Regions from separate parts of the Homo sapiens genome. Here region 2 is linked to region 1. The links are chromatin loops, found by intact Hi-C in ENCODE. Cell type or tissue: CD14-positive monocyte. All regions are shown on one strand. Links, peaks and the distances in the headings refer to the core of each region. The heading gives the core; the rest is flanking DNA. Region 1 overlaps HPCAL1 (hippocalcin like 1). Region 2 holds the start of LOC124905972 (a long non-coding RNA gene).

The links. A loop is a pair of places that touch in the nucleus more often than their neighbours do. Peaks named below come from ENCODE experiments on the same cell type or tissue, not always from the same donor. Only the 100,000 strongest peaks of a DNase experiment are listed, where the experiment ranks them.
Region 2: it touches region 1 in a loop (2.8-fold over the local background); 76 of 110 quality-filtered maps call a loop at or near these places.

Annotation. Positions count from the first base shown.
Region 1 is chr2:10,315,795-10,318,704 of GRCh38, reverse strand. All of the region lies in intron 1 of HPCAL1 (hippocalcin like 1), which reads right to left. Among named protein-coding and RNA genes, the nearest start is that of HPCAL1, 14 kb to the right of the region's middle. In CD14-positive monocyte, for the core only: no CTCF peak of the experiment used is centred there; no DNase peak of the experiment used is centred there.
Region 2 is chr2:10,416,065-10,418,974 of GRCh38, reverse strand. All of the region lies in intron 2 of HPCAL1 (hippocalcin like 1), which reads right to left. It overlaps LOC124905972 (a long non-coding RNA gene), which reads left to right and starts at 510. Exons shown (of 3, transcript XR_007086211.1): 1 at 510-2,910. In CD14-positive monocyte, for the core only: no CTCF peak of the experiment used is centred there; no DNase peak of the experiment used is centred there.

The DNA of each region.
Region 1 (2,910 bases), core at 205-2,704:
TCTCAAGTCTCTAAGCCCGTGGCACTTGGGGCCTGAGGTTTGTTTTCTTATTCAGATCACAGCATCCTTTGCCACTAGAAAACCGAGCCCACCCGGCCAATCACCGGCTGCACATGGAGGCTGGAGTCTGTCACTTTCCTCACATCGCCAATGTCCGGAGCGGTCATCAACTCTAACCACACCCACGTGCGGCCTTATCAGGCCTGTCACAAGGCCACTTGAGGACCCCATCAGTTAACAAGCATGGGCAAAACAGGCTGTCCGGCACCGGGACTGCAGTAGACCCTTGCTGAACACAAACCCAAAGAAGGGAGAGAAAGAGTGGCCGCCTTTTTCTCCTGAAATAACTGCAAAGACGTAACTTCTGCAGGTGCGAGCTGGGGTTGGGGGAGTCTGGGGCGGGGGTGGAGGAGTAGGATACCCACCTGGGGCCTACAGTGGCTGCCACTGTGGGATGCTCTGTTTCAGTGAGTTTGAGGATGCTGGTGCTGAACTGGATGAAAGGAGAAAGACTTGTCAATATTTGACAAGTCCTAGGAAGTGTAAAGAGCTTTTTACAGCCAACCACCAAGTTGACTGCCTTTAGAAATGGGGAGAGACCCAAGAATATGCACAAATAGGATTTTTTTCATGTATAAAATTATCAGAAGCAGACTGATAAGGCACTGTTCTCCATTCTGAAAAATGCCTCTGAATAATAACACATCAAACAAAAACAGATGATGTTATTGTCCATCCAACAAGGCATGTGCCCACTCGTCCCATGGGGACAACAAGAGAGGTTCCAGGCCCCGAGGTTTAGCTGTGGCTGACAGTGAATGTGAGCCAGGAACGGGTGAGCCCAGGGCCCCCTTGTGGGCTTCATGTGGTCTAGGATCACAACCCTAATACAAGCTCCGCCAGGGCAGGGCCTCCAATGGTCTTGCTCTATCTTGCATCCCCAGTGCCCAGGCCAGGATCTGGCAAACCATATATAATAATTGTTGAGGCCGAGCATGGTGGTTTACACCTGTAATCCCAGCACTTTGGGAAGCCAAGGTGGGTGGATCACCTGAGGTCAGGAGTTTGAGACTAGCCTAGCCAACCTGGTGAAACCCCGTCTCTGCTAAAAATACAAAAATTAGCCAGGCATGGTGGTGCATCCCGGTACTCCCAGATACTCAGGAGGTTGAGGCAGGAGAATTGCTCGAACCCAGGAGGCACAGGATGCAGTGAACCGAGATCACGCCACTGCACTCCAGCCTGAGAGGCAGACTGAGACCCTGTCTCAAAAAAAAAAAAAAAAAATTGTTGAATTATTTTAAGGGGTAATCATCATTCACACCAAAGCAGGCATCTCTAGCTTTAAGAGATTTTGTTGGTGAAGTTGTTGTGGCTGTTTTGGATAGGGGGTCTTGATGCATGGAAGTGCTTCTGATAGGAAAAGGTAGGGTTATGTAGGATTCATAATTAAGCAAAACAAAACCGAGGACAAAATTATGTCAGAAATCACACTGTAAGTCAACAAAAACATCTGATCTGTGTTTAGAAAAACTTAATTCACACACACTATTGCAGAAATATCACATAAAGTGAGCTGATTTCTTTTCCAGGACAACTGGGATACCCAGGAAACCGCAGGGACACACACCTGGTCTCCATAGCAACCTACCTGTCTCCAGTGATAGGCGAGCAGGCTTCCTGCCTCGGTGTTAAATCTTGTAATAACCCGAGGGCCCAGAGTTTGAAAAGAACAATTTCTGAATGCTGAAGCCATACGAATTTTTTTTAATGTGGTATCATAGGTAAAGATCCTGAAATTATTTACCAGACGTGATAGAATTTTGCTGAAAATTACATTTTCTTCTCCAGACCATAAATATGAACAGTAGACTATAAAGATGGGATTCTTTCAATATCTAATCCAAGAAACAGCAAGCAGCCACTGAGTGAGTAGCAAAGGCAACTTCTGGTTTCTCGGATTTTACAGTGATGTGATTTGCCTGGGGAGGCAGCCCGGCCCCAGCATCCCTCTCCTTTGTTCACCCTGGAATTAATCTTTCATATTAGCCAATTTTTCTGATGGCTGGCCTCATCTTCATAACTTTCCACTGCTGACTCAATATCCTGGACTCAAACAGATTAAACCTCTGAAAAACGATGGGGAGGAACGGCCTAAGAAGCCTTTGGAGGGAAGCCATTGAAAGTCAGGCATGGCCCTCACAAGGGCTGAGGTGGCCCTGCTTACCAGCCAGCAAAGAAATACGGTCAACCCAACATCAACCGCCTGAGTCACAGAGAGAAAAAGAAGGATCATCGCCAGGAGTCTTCCAATTCACAGGGGCTAGAGACCAGCAGGCCCATTCTCTGGGGGTCATGAAGAATGGGCAGGGAAGGGGAGCAGAAAAAGTTATTTTCAAAAAGGGAGCTGAAACATATTAGAATGACAAACAGTAAGGAGATTATTCCTGGAAAAGCCAGGGCCGTGAAAAGCAACAGCAGGGGCTGGTGGTATCAGGACATCAAACCACTTCATTAAAATACCCAAGGTTCAAACAGCAGGCGCCGAGATGGCTCCTTCCAGGTCAACAAACGAAGTGAACGCCCAAGTTCAAGAACACAAAAAAGAAAAACCATATTCTAGATAATAAACAAACTCTACACTATGCCACACTGAAACGGTAAATTTCCTGGAAGACTCTGGATGTTGTTTTTTTTTGAGAGCAAGTCTCACTCTGTTGCCCAGGCTGGAGTGCAGTGGCCTGATCTCGGGTCAGTGCAACCTCCACCTCCTGGGTTCAAGAAATTCTCATGTGTCAGCCTCCCGAGTAGCTGGCACTACAGGCGTGAGCCACCATGCCCAGCTAATATTTGTATTTTTAGTAGAGATGGGGTTTCACCATGTTGGCCAGGCTGGTCTCGACCTCCTGA
Region 2 (2,910 bases), core at 133-2,632, 100 kb before region 1:
GCCTCCCAAGGTGCTGGGATTACAGGTGTGAGCCACTGTCCCCGGCCCACCCTCTTTATTTTGCCTTTGATAAACTGCCCCGGGTGGGAGGAGGATCTGGAATTAGCTCTAGGCAGTAAATGATGTTCTGAATGGAACCAGGGAAAAATGAGGCACCTGTGGGAACGAGGAACTGCTCTGCTCAAAACCATCCCCCAGGGCGGTTCTCCACAAGTCCTGAATGCAAGACTGATCAACCGGCATTCACACGGCTGCCACTGCACCACCTCATGTTATTTTCTTACATTAACAGTTAACTGATATACAGGGCGTGATAATTTTTGAAGTACATGGAAGAATGAGAAATAAAAAGATGTCTCCTACCCTAGCCACAGTGGCAACCACTTTGAACTCTGTGTTTGTGAATTCTAAACAGTAGGCACCAGCTCTCCATTATGAAAGGTAAGACAGACCACCCACACTGCCCACCACTTCCTTTCTTCTCTGCCTCTATCCCAGGGTTGTTTTTTTTTTTTTTTTTTTTTTTTTGAGATGGAGTCTCACTGTGTTGCCCTTCCAGGCACTTATGAGGAGTGTGCAGTGGTGTGATCTCGGCTCACTGCAACCTCCACCTCCTGGGTTCAAGCAATCCTCCCAACTCAGCCTCCTGAGTAGCTAGGATTATAGGCATGCACCACCACACCTGGCTATTTATTTATTTATTTATTTATGTATTTTTAGTAGAGACAGGGTTTCACACTATGTTGGCCAGGTTGGTCTCAAACTCCTGACCTCAAGTGATTCGCCTGCCTTGGCCTCTCAAAGTGTTAGGAGTATAGGCATAAGCCACCACGCCCAGCCCATCCCAGGTTTTATAGTACATACATGTTTTTGTTTTTACTTATCCTCTCTATATCAATCAATCAATCTATCTATCTATTTTTTATTTATTTATTTTTTGAGACAGGCTCTCACTCTGTCACCCAGGCTGCAGTGTGTGATCATGACTCACTGAAGCCTTGACCTCCGGTGCTCAAGTGATCCTCCCACCTCAGTCTCCTGAGTAGCTGAGACTATGGGCACACACCACCACACCCAGTTAATTTTTTTTTTTTTTGTAGAAACAGGGCCTCACTATTTTGCCCAGGCCAGTCTCAAGCTCCTAGCTTCAAGCAGTCCTCCCACCTTGACCTCCCAATGTGTTGGGACTACAGCCGTGAGCCAAGATGCCAGGTGTTTTTACTTATCTTTATGACTTTATCTTTCAAAATTCCAAACACACATTCACCTTGACCCAGCCATCCCACTTCCAGAAACATCTAATGATACTCCCACCTGTGCAAATAATCTGTGCAGGTGGCCATTGCCTACGTGGTCTGTAACAGCAAACTACTCAGGTGCCCATCTTACGTACTCATAAGAAATAATCTTCAAGGTGTATTTTTATGTGAAAAGAGAAGCTGCACAACAGCAAGCAGAGCTTGTTACCATTTATGAGAAAAGAAGACAAACATACGTGCTTGTGTGTTTGTGCTCTGGAAGGGCTTATGAGGAAAGAATAACATTGGCCGGGAGGGAGAGAGACGGCTGGGTGGACATGGGCCCTGGGGACTTTTTTTTTTGTTTTTTTTTGAGAGGGAGTTTCGCTCTTGTCACCCAGGTTGGAGTGCAATGGAGCGATCTCAGCTCACTGCAACCTCCGCCTCCTGGGTTCAAGCGATTCTTGTGCCTCAGCCTCCCAAGTAGCTGGAATTACAGGTATGCACCACCATGCCCAGCTAATTTTTGTATTTTTAGTAGAGATGGGGTTTCACCATGTTGGCCAACCTGGTCTCGAACTCCTGACTTCAGGTGATCCACCTGCCTCAGCCTCCCAATGTGCTGGGATTACAGGTGTGAGCCACTGTGCCCAGCCCCTGGGGACTTTTTATTAAGAGAGAGGATTCTTCTCTCCTCCTGGCCAGTTAAGCCCAGCTCTGGATATGCAGCCACAGGAGGCCAGCCTCTCCAACTGCAGTTTGCCCCAGACGAGGACAAGCATGGCCCCTGTTTCATGGAGGAGTTGAGGAATCACATCAGACTCAGAACAATGTGCAGATAGGGGACCCCTGCACCCCCTGCCTCCATCATCCAGAAATATGACCCACCCTGGGGCTTGGGGATGACGCCTGCCAGCATGCTCTAAAGGGCTCAAAAAAGTCCTGGTTCTAACATGCAGCTAGTTCACTTTAGAAACTCAATTAATTCACAAGAGGAAATGGCCATAGAGATTTCTACATGGAAAAAAAAAAAAAGGGAATGTAAAATCAGAAGATCACTACTACCAAAATACCTGACAGAAGAGAAAAAACAACAAAGATGCTACTGAGGTTTTTGGTTTGTTTGTAGAGATAGGGATCTTGCTATGTTGCCCAGGTTGCTCGAACTCCTGGCCCCAAAGTGATCCTCCCACTTTGGCCTCCCAGAGTGCCTGACAAGACTGCTATCCTGTTGGAAGAGCTCTGGACCTGGCTTGGAGATGTGGGCTCCCTCTGGATTCTGCTGTCACTGACAGCTCTCGGGTCTCACCCAGGTGAGCTCTGGACTCCTTCCTGTGTTGCCTTGGCGGATCCCAGACAGCTCTGTGCCCAGAAAGCCCCCCTCCGGCTGTCAGGGCTGTGTCCCCCAGAACTGCACAGTGCCCAGGGCATCGCTCACTGGGGCAGTTCCACTTCCTAGGCCCAGATGCATGGGTTGAATCATGGCCCGCCTAAAAGATGTTGAAGTCCTAACTCCCAGTATCTGTGAATGTGAATTAGGGTCTTTGCAAGGACCTATTTGCAAAGGTAGCCTGAGGACCTGAGGTTACCTTGACTGCCGCTAAGCCCTGAGGTGGTGGGAACCCTCCTGACCACTGAGTTTGAGGGCCTGGGCCATTGTGAAGGACCAGCC